2 separate regions of the Homo sapiens genome follow, and region 2 is linked to region 1. The links are chromatin loops, found by intact Hi-C in ENCODE. Cell type or tissue: CD14-positive monocyte. All regions are shown on one strand. Each heading gives the region's core, and the rest is flanking DNA. Links, peaks and the distances in the headings are about the cores only. Region 1 has its middle 270 kb from the start of MAFB. Region 2 has its middle 200 kb from the start of MAFB.

The links. Peaks named below come from ENCODE experiments on the same cell type or tissue, not always from the same donor. Only the 100,000 strongest peaks of a DNase experiment are listed, where the experiment ranks them.
Region 2: it touches region 1 in a loop (2.0-fold over the local background); 2 of 110 quality-filtered maps call a loop at or near these places.

Annotation. Positions count from the first base shown.
Region 1 is chr20:40,419,512-40,424,903 of GRCh38, reverse strand. No RefSeq gene overlaps it. Among named protein-coding and RNA genes, the nearest start is that of MAFB, 270 kb to the left of the region's middle. In CD14-positive monocyte, for the core only: no CTCF peak of the experiment used is centred there; a DNase peak (open chromatin) is centred at 2,023; H3K27ac peaks cover 507 bases; H3K27me3 peaks cover 893 bases.
Region 2 is chr20:40,482,725-40,488,116 of GRCh38, reverse strand. No RefSeq gene overlaps it. Among named protein-coding and RNA genes, the nearest start is that of MAFB, 200 kb to the left of the region's middle. In CD14-positive monocyte, for the core only: no CTCF peak of the experiment used is centred there; no DNase peak of the experiment used is centred there.

The DNA.
Region 1 (5,392 bases), core at 100-5,099:
ACATCATCATCATCATCATCATCATCATCATCATCATCACAACAAACACTTACTTGCTGTTCGCTATGTTCAAGGTCATATGTTAGGCACTTTATAGGGACTGTCTGACTTATTCCTCACAATATCCACCAATGGGTAGGTATCATTACTGATCCCATTTTACAGAGTAGAAAACTGGGGCTTGGAGTAGCTAAATGATTTATTTCATTCTTAGTTCATATTCTGTAAAATGGGCACACTAAGACTCAGAAATGTAAATAATTTGCCAAGACCACACAGTTAAGTAAAAAGTGGTGAAGTGTATTTTAGTTCACATTCATTCTATTTCCCAAATCTCTAAACTTAATCTATAAGATCCTTTGAATCAGTGAGGGGTTGGATGGATGAATGGATGGATGGATGGATGAATGGATGGATGGATGGATGGTTGGATGGAATGAAGGAAAGGTGGATAAATGGTTGGATGGATGAATGGTTGGGAGGGGGAAGAGTGAATGGGACCGGGGCTTTCCTTCTATGCCTGATGGTGGCAGGGTGCTGCCAATAAAAATACATACACAGCACAGTCCAAAACTTTCAGGGACTTATGTAAGTTGACCTGGAGTTGCTTACCCACAGAAGAAGACTTAACTCTAAAATGGAGCATTTTGAGAGCTAAGTACATACTAACTGAAAGAACTCAGATCCAAGCCCTGATGACCTCATGAGATTCTGGACGAGCTGGGCTCATGGATAAGAAGGATCCATAATTGTACCAGGTTGAAGGAGGGTAGACTGATGAGGATTTCTTTATCCTGTAAGATACCTCAGCAGCTTTAAAGTATGGGATGGAATTGGAAACATTTAATCTGGAGTAGAAGAAGCTAAGAAATCAGTGGTAGAAACATGATTATTGGCACCAGAACATCAGGAGTAAGAAATCAATAGCTTAAACTTGGGATGTGTGTGCAGAGGGGAGGAGGTGGAGCTAACAGAGCCTGGGAGCCTGGGAGCTAAATCCATCCTGCACCAATGGGAGCCAGGAGAGTTCCAGTCACTGGCCTAAGTCAAAGAATGATGGGGAAGATACTCTGGCTTCTCCCTTCCTCCTCTTCTTCAGTCTTCCACCAGTACCTCTGATTAGGGTGGGCCATCCCTAATCATAAGCCAGTTTTGAGAGATTTGGGGAATGTAATTTTAAGAACTCAGCCATATACAATATAGAGCTGAGCAGAGGAAGGGTCTGAGATCTGAGAACAAATGGGCAAATGACTGGTATACAAGTTGTCCTGGAGCATTTATTTATTTCTCAGCCTAGAGTCAGGTGTCTGGACCAGATGGACTTTTAGGTGCTGTTTACCACTCTAGAAATTAGAGACCCCGAGAGAAGAGTCTATTCTATCAAGATTTAATCACAATTCAAGGGCAAGAAGCATGCCGCCATTCAGATAAGCATCTTGCACAAGAATGCCACTTCATGGCCAGGGTCTAGCTTCCTTTGGTTGAATGCTTTTTGGCAGCAGGTCACCAGGGACTAGATTTGTGCCACTCAGAAGAGCTTGGCTGTCCCTACATCATCTCCTTTATTCAGTAACATGGTGATTGAAATTCCAAAATGGATGAAAAATTCCTTGGGTTTAAAATGACAAGTTTGAAAATTCCTGTGCCAGGATAAATAAATACACAGGAAAGTGCATAAACATAGCTTTTGCCTCTCTACTGTGGACATTGCTTTTGCAGTTGCCTGAAGAAATGCAGGTTTGCATCAGTAACTTCAGGCTCTTTACCAATCTGATTTTGCTGACAAGGAGAGCAGCCTCAGAGGAGCCTGATGCTGAGCTAGAACTGCACCCTTCACTGAGGCTCAGGAGTCAGGGTGCATTTGCTTACTAAGAATTTTACTTATTTATGCAATTTTCTCCATGAAATGATGTGACAAATACTTCTTCCCTTCCTCCCTTCCTCTTTCCCTCCCCCCTTTCCTTTGTTCCTCCCTACCTTCATCACTTAAAAAAAGGATACTATTTCAGTCATATATTGCTACACAACAAACTATACCAAACTCAATGGCTTCAAACAACAGTAATTTTTCATTTTGCTCATGCATCAGCAATTGAGGCAAGGCCTGGTGAGTCAGTTCCTCTCTGCTTCATGATATGAGCTGGGGGCAGCTTAACTGGGGCTGGGGCTGAAGTATTCACTTCCAAGATGGTTCACTCACAGGACTGACACTTTGGTGCTGGAAGCTGATCAGGGGCTGTCTGCTGGGGGACTCAATTCTCTTCATGTGGGCTTCTTCAAAGGGTGGCTTGGACTTCCTCAGAGTTAGGGGATGGGGTTCCAAGTGGTCAAGTGGAAGCTCAAAATCTTTTTAGGACATCACAGAAGCCCAGGTCTTCATTTCTGCAGCATTCTGTTGGTAAAGCAAGTCACTAAGGCCAGCTCACATTCAAAGGCAGGAGAATTAGATTCCACCTATGAATGGGAAAAGTGGCAAAGAATTTGCAGCTTTCTTAACCTACTATCCCACCTTATGGGAGGTGGGTGTATAGTGTGGGTAATTTCACAGTAACAGAGCAATGCTGCACATTCAGGACCCCATAGAGGGCTGAGTTATTAAGCTCAACAGCAGAATTCTGTCTGGATCAGGGAAAAGAGAGGTCTCTGTATCAATCAGGGATGGTGAATTCACATTAGGCACACCTGTGTTTGAATTCCAGCTCTGAAACTTTATAGTTGAGTAACTTCAGGCATCTGACTCAACTTATATGTTCACAGTTTTCTCAATTCTAAAATGGAAATCATCTTATATAACTTTTTTGCTTTGTGGATAGTGAAGCAACCCCCTCCAAAAAAAGAGGGTGCGCTTATTAAAGTGCCTGGGTTATAATGGACATTTAATAAATTGAAGCTATCTATTTCTTTGAGTGTTGAAACTCATTTTCCAGGAATCCTTTGAGATCCACTGAACTTGAGCTCATTAGAATTACTTTTGTCATCATTTTGTAGGTCATTTTTAAAAAAAGTCCAAGAACAATACATATGCAGTTCAAATATTTGGAAAATATAGATAAACCATATAAAAAGAAAATAGAAATAATCTGTAATAATGCAACCCAGAGGTAGCCCTTAAAAAGCCTTTGAGGTGTGTACCTCAGGTATACAGCAATCAGCTATTTCCAGAAAATGCTGCCATCTTCATCTCAGGCCTTAATGCAGCAGTCACTTAATCTCATGAATCTAAGGGGCAGCTAGGGGTTAACTGACCTAGGCTGGACTTGGCTGTGTAGATCTGCTCTACTCCAAGGGGCTCTCATTTTCCTCCTGGGAATGAAAGCCACCAGTCCAGTTATATTCTTCTCATGGAGATGGGCAGAAATGCAGGAGAATGAGTGGGAATGTGTGAGGGCACTTATGACCTAGGGTTGGGACTGGTGCACACACATTTCAGCCCCATTCTGTTGGTCAAAGCAAGGCCCATTACTAACTCCAAAGTCAATGGCAAAGGATGTAGATCCAGAAAGGAGTCAAGAACTAGGGCCAATAATGTCTTCTACCTTAATATGTATTTTTTTTTGCACAATTGGTTCAAATTACACATCCTTCTTTTTTACTACTAGCTTTTTTCACTTAATATAGTGTATAAAAATTCCTATGTAATAAAATAGCTTTCTGCACTAAAACTTTTAAGGATTGTATCCTTATTCCACTAAATGGATGTTCCACAATTTGTTCACTTGGTTTCCTCTTATTGGTCATTTGTGTTATCTCTAGACTTCCTAGATTTCCAGTATTATGAGAATTGTAGCTCTGGATTTATGCACATCCATCTCCATAATTCTATTTTGCCATGTCAAAGTTATTGGTTTTGATTTATATTGCCAACTGTCCACATTTAGAAAAGTAATACCCACTTACGTGTTCCCCACTGGCAGTATATTATAGTACCTACTTCCTTGAATTCCCACCTACTTAGAGTATAGCTGTTTATATATATGTGTATGTAAATATTGTAAAGCAACTGTTTATTTTGCAATAAGAGTATAAGGAACACTTGAATATCTTTTATATAGATTCATCAATGCTTCCTTTTCACATTTGTCTTCACTTGTTGTACATGTATGTGTGTATAATCATTATACATGCCTGTCTCTTTCTACACATAACACTGATATTTCTAACTCTATCTTATTTATATAAATTTTTCCTGAATTGTATGAAACAAAATTTAGAAACAGTGTGCCCCTGTACTAAATACTTGAGAACGTACAAAACACTCCTCTTACCTAACCATTAACATTAATACAATACTGTTATCTAACCTACAGTCCATACTCATATTTCATCAATTGTCTAATATTCTTTTTAATGATTTGTTTTTTTCCCCTCCAAGATTTAATCTTGAATCACACACTGCATTAATTGTCATGTCTCTTTGGTCTTTTTTATTTTGAAACTGTTTATTTGCCTTTCTTGACCTTGATATTTATGAAGGGTAGAAGTCAGATATTTGGTAGAATGTCCCTAAAATTGGGTTTGTCTGATGTTTCTTCATGGTTGACTCAGATTATGCATTTTTTGGCAGAAAAACTAAAGGAGTAATGTTGTGATGATATTTATTTGTCCATTTTTAGAGGTATTAATTTTGATCACTTGGTTCAGTAGGTATCTGTCTGATTCTCCATTATAAGTTTACTGGTTTTCCACTGGTGTTCCCTTTGTAGGTAAATTATTTGAGACTATACAATACACTGTTTCTCATCAAACATTCAACCCCTAGATCTAGCATTTATCAATAATTTTCTAACTTTATTGTTCTTCTTACATTTATAAGTTGGCAATATTCTGTAAGGAAGACTTTCTTCTTCATTCAAATTGATTAATTGATTATTTACATTATCACAGACTCCTAGATTCTTATTTTATTGACTGGATTATCATCCATTTTTGGTGCTCAAATTGTCCTAGATGTTGCTAGTGGGAGTCTCTTCAAGCTGGCGTCCATATCTTTGTGATATGTCCCTATCATTCTTTGAACACTTTCTTCTTTCCTGATGCAACATGATGTTTCAGAGTTATCTTCTATTTTTTTTCTGCTTCATCCCTGGAGTCTGCCTATTTTCCAACAAGTCCTCAATACTTTAAAGGAGAATAGTATTTAGAAACCAAGATCTGAATACTGTGGGTATAGAGGCCTTTTAGGTGTACAAACACTAATATTTTCATTTTTATATTTGTAAACTTCTATAATAATGAAAAATCTGGCTCCTGATATTCAGATATATGTAAAAAAGGTATTTTTGTTCTGTTTCTAAGTAAACTTTAACATTTTCTCTTTGCCTTTTACATTTTACTTAAAAAAATTCTGATCAAGTGTATTACACATTTTATCAATTGAAGGGTTTGCTTTTTC
Region 2 (5,392 bases), core at 110-5,109, 63 kb before region 1:
GACCATGGGGTGATGGTGATGATGATCTCCAGGCACAATGAAGGCTGAAGAAGAATGAGTTCTCACGCTTACAGAACACTGATGGTGGTGACCCATTCAGTTGACCTGTTTCTCTGGTTTCCCAAGGCCAGGTGCTCATCTCTGCTGTAAAGAACTCCATCTGTGACAGGGACTGTAGAGGCTTGTTAGGCTGGTTCTCTTCCAAAGTAGAATAGAGGATGTCACGCATCGTTGGCACCAGGCTGTGGTCTTGGGGGCAGCTTTGGGGAACAAGCCATTGGCTGAGATGAGGGAGCCAGAGCAACAGCTCAGCTTGTCTTCAGGTCTCTTTCTATTGACCTCTTTTTAGAAGCAGAGACAGATGTTGACAGAGACACACACACATTTGAGATGATATTGCATATAGTATTTTGTATCATGAATCTTTTCCTAACCCTATATTACAACTTTTTGACAAGTTTTTAAACATTCTTCAAAAACACGATTTTTAATGACTGGGTAGTATTACTTATGGACACACCATAATTTAATAGACAATCTCTTTGTCATCAGTTATGTAAGCTCATTCTTTTTTTTCCACATTTAGTAATTAGCTTATTTCTAGATGATTTATATTTTAAATTACATATAGGAGGTATTAAATATTTTTAAAGTTACAAAGATGATAGATTTCCATTAGTTTTCTAATATGTTATTATTGCAATTTTGAAAAAATGTATATTTATTTTATATCAAGCCCTTATACTCAATCTTCAAATTAACACATTTTTATTTGATTGTCTTAGGATTTGAGATGTGTGGTAATGTCATGAGTAAGTGTTCATAAATTCATTTTCTTTTTTCTAATAGTTACATTTCAATGTTCTTCTTGTTTTATTGCTTTAACTAGAATTTCCAGAGCAATTATTAGTGATGATATTGTAGGGAACATTCTTGACTTGCTCCTACTTCTAATAGCAATGCCGCTTATATAGTGCCATTAGGTATAAAATTGACTATTGCTTTCAAGGTAGACATTTTAATCATGTCATATTAGGTTTGAATTTTCCTATTCCTTATATTCTATGATTTTTTTTCCTAAAAAATGGACATCAAACTTACCAATTACTTATTAATATTTATCCAGATAATTGCACTTTCATTGACCTGATACATATATTTGTAATGTATCATTAAATAATAGCATTAAATAGCTCTCATTAATAGCATTAAATAATCTCTTTATTAGTGATTTTAAATAACTGTTTTTAATATTTTAATGAATTACATTTGCTGGTGTGCTTGTAGAATTTTTGTAACAATCTTTAAAAGCAAGGTTAGTTTATAGTTCTGATATCCATATAGTACATGCATACTGACATAAAAGAGATGGGAATAAAATACATCAAATTGTTAGCAGTGGTCTCTTCTATGTTGGATGGTGGAATACTGGATTCATTTTACTACTTTTCCCTAAAATTTAATATACATTTTTATGACAAAAGTGAACATTATATCAGTTATCTACTGCTATGTAAGAAATCAACCCAAAACTTAGTGGCTAAAATAACAACCATTCTATTGACTCATGACTCTGAGGGCCAATAATTTGGGCTGTGCTCAGCTGGGTGTTTCTTCTGTTGGTCTTGCCCACAGTTACACAATTCTATTGCAGTCAGCTGGTGGATTTGCTGGGGGCCGGTTGATCTAGAGGACCCTAGCTGAGACACTTGTTTCTGTTTCCTGTCATGTCATTCAACTTGATAGAAGGAGCAGCAACGTCAAATTGCAAAGGAGGGGTGCGTGCAGCAATGAGAAGTACTATTGCAGACAACTTTGCCAAGTTAGCTACAAACATGCCTTATAATTAAAAACAAAAAATAATATTTTAAAAAAGGATAATATGCAGTGATGAAAAAGATGGCAAAGTGAGTTTTTTACACATTGCCGATGAGGCTATTAACATTGTAACAAAAAATGATTTGGCAATGAATTTCATGAGTGGTAAAGTGTTAGTAGACTTTGACCTAATTTTTCTATAACTTGGAGTTTATTCTAAGGAAATAATCAGTTTAATAAAAATTATGTATAAGAATTTTTCTGTATAGCATTATTTATAAGTGAAATATTAAACACAATGTAAATGTCAAATATTAGAGGATTTAGTGACAGCAGATGGCATCTCCATATGATGAAACATGATATAACCACAAAAATTATATTTTGGGCATGACAAAGTTTAAAAAGTAAGATTTGTGTGCTTTCATTGAGTCTAGTTTTGAAAATTGATTGTATTCATATATGTTAATACAATAAACTTTTCTTCATATGAATACAACACCATACATGTATGCATATACAGAAAAATAACTGGAAGACCTATATGAGCATAATAATGGTAATTATTTCTGGGTGGTGCTTGGGTTACTGGTGGTCTTTATATTATTAAAGCCACAGGTGTCAGTTTGGGGCCAACCTGCCACTTTTGAGTTAGACAGTGCGGATTTTAACTGCCATCCCATGTCCTGTGGAAAGTCCACATCTTCCTAATGAGTTGTGTGGATCCTTGAGGACTTGCATTCTCATCATCACCTCTGATAGTGACTTCTTATCTTTAGAATTCCATTATTCCATTCTCTCTTTTGTGTGTGTGTGTGTGTGTGTGTGTGTGTGTGTGTGTGTGTGTGTGTGTGTTTAAATTATTTTTGTAGAGACAGGGTCTCACTACGTTGCCCAGGCTGGTCTCGAACTCCGAGCCTCAAGCGATCCTCCCACCTTGGCCTCCCAAAGTGTGTGGTTCTTATATCTCTGATCTGGTAGCTTAACCAATGCATGGGGCATAGTTCCTTCTCTTTTATTTCTACCTCCAGTCCTCCTTCAAACAATCTGGAATATGAATCTCTTGCATGTACCATACTAGACTCTTACTAAAGATCTATGGCTTAAGAGAAGGGTTATTATCATATACCATATAAAAGATGAATACATCCTATATTATATCAGAGATACTTAAAGATTTTCTTTTTTGTTTTCATGGACCCTATTGGCAGTTTTGTGAAAACTATAGACCCTTTCAAATATTATGTTTTTAAATTCATGCAATAAAATGTACAGGATTATAAAGAAAATGAATTATGTTGAAATAAAGTTATCAAATATTTAAGAAAAAGCAAACTGGTAATACAGTGATGTAAAGTGCTTCTTTATTAATAATGCATTCAGTAACATGATACACAGGTTAGACAGAAATTGAGTATAATATTAAAGTAATGATAAGTATAAATGATATCTTGAAATGTATTCAACAACTACAATATGACATGAGACCATCTGTGATTTCTATTGATTGCAAAGCCACAAAAGTTACCAATAACTATTGTGATGTGTTGCCTACATTTATAATTGAAGAAAATGTTAATTTTTAGTTGGAGGTTGGTGAAACTAAGCTGTAATTTTTCCCCCAACTCAGTTCAAGGACTCCCTGAATTTTATCTCCATATCAATTGGGATCCATGGGCCCTGGATTAAGATCCCTTGTATTAGATTCCTGTTATTCAAAGTCCATTTGGCTCTCCACATGGGTAACACTATACCATGTTAAGCTTCCTTCTCTTGCCATACTACTTTTCTCTCTCTCCGTTTCTCTCCTCCCAGTTTGTTCTGGGAAACTTGGAATTCTTCTCTCTTTGTTAATTGGAGTGAGTCTATAATATCTGATTCCTAATTTTAAAGGTATCTTCTGCCTTATCTTTGAATGTCCACAATCCTTCAGCGTGTTTTCAATCAAAAGAACTGGTCATCTACCCCTTTTGTATTAATAATTATGTTAGCCCCTGCTCACAGAGTGTTTTCCATGGATGAACATTGTTCTGAAGAGGGCCTTATTTCTTTTTATTTTTGCAAGGGGCAAAGCTTACCCAAAGTCATGCAGCTAGCAGAATGTGGAGTCAGCTCTCATCCACCGTACTAGGCTGCTTTCCATTAGTAGCACCCAGAAGAAAATGAAATGGAGCTATTTGGGTCTTTCTTTTCATAGGGTTGGCCATCTTTAGAAGGCAATTATTTTAAAATAGCATTTTGTTTCCTCTGGTGGTACATTTCTAAATCTTTCACAGTGGTTTTCAATGCTTTGGCTGTCTAGGCTCTGGATCCTCTGGGAACTGCTAGGAGAAAGCTAGTGCATAGAATGAGAGAAGATTGGAGCAAAAGACTCTGAGAGAAGCAGAAAGAAGGGGCATATCTGGGACTTCCTGGGTCCAGTCTGTTTGGAGGACTGGCTGGAGCCTGCACCTTAGGTTCTCAAGTAACTCCTATGGCCTTCTATCATAGGCCCCTTCAAGGCTTATGTTGTCTTCAGTTGGTTTTTGCTACTTGTAAACAAATGTATTTAACAAATACATAATTGACATACATTAGTTTTAAAACCAGGAAGAGAGTACATGTTATCAGCAAGCATTATCAGTTATGAGAAAAGATGTATCATTCTTCCCAGCCTATGTCCCAGGATTGTGCCATTCTAGTGGTAGTAGAAGTGATGAGAATGGTGGTGAAAGTGATTTTGGGGAGGAAGGTACAAGAAAATGAGAATGCATACATATCCTTCTTTGTGTTTCTACTGTGGTTTTTAAAGCATTGAAAAGCAGTACCATTGTGGAAGGTGTAGAAATGTACCACCAGAGGAAACAGAATGCTATTTTAAAATAATTGCCTTCTAAAGATGGCCAATCCTATGAAAAGAAAGACCCAAACATCTCCAAATGTATATTAATGTTCACCTCGTATCTTAGCCACTCTTTTGGGGACAAATAGCTTTTTGTTGCTTGTGAAAGTTTATTTGTTGAATTTGTCTTTCTGTATTTCCACCCTGTGGGAATATATACTCCTGCAAAGTAGAGGCCCTTTTTGTATCTGCTGAATTCTAAATGCCCAGTAAAAGATGAAATGCAAGACAGCCACCATGATGCTGTTGATACTTGGTGGACTGTGATGCTGGTGAAAGTGGTACCTTCCATCTTGGTTTGTATTTGCTAAGTCACCCTCCTATCTTCACTAACCAAAATGCTAGTCCATAAAGGAAATTTCCTGTACTCTGTTAGTGTCGGGAACAATTATCTCAGGTCTTTTACTCTTGTTTTAAACTTGGTGTTATCCTAATTGTTCCAGGCTTGAAGTTTGTGTTTAGTCTCCTTGGCATGAAGGACTTGCTTTCCCTTAAGAAATGTAGCTTCATCTTTAGGCTTACTTAGGTAGGAGATCATAGTTATCCCTTAGAATCTCAACCCCAGGCCCTGGCTTGCCAGCAAACACTTTGATATGGGATGCCAAGCTGGAGTGTAGTTGGAATAGAGGTGGGAAATATGAACCAGGTAACAGGGAGGGTGGTTTTAGTCAAATCCTTTCATTTTTATGCCAA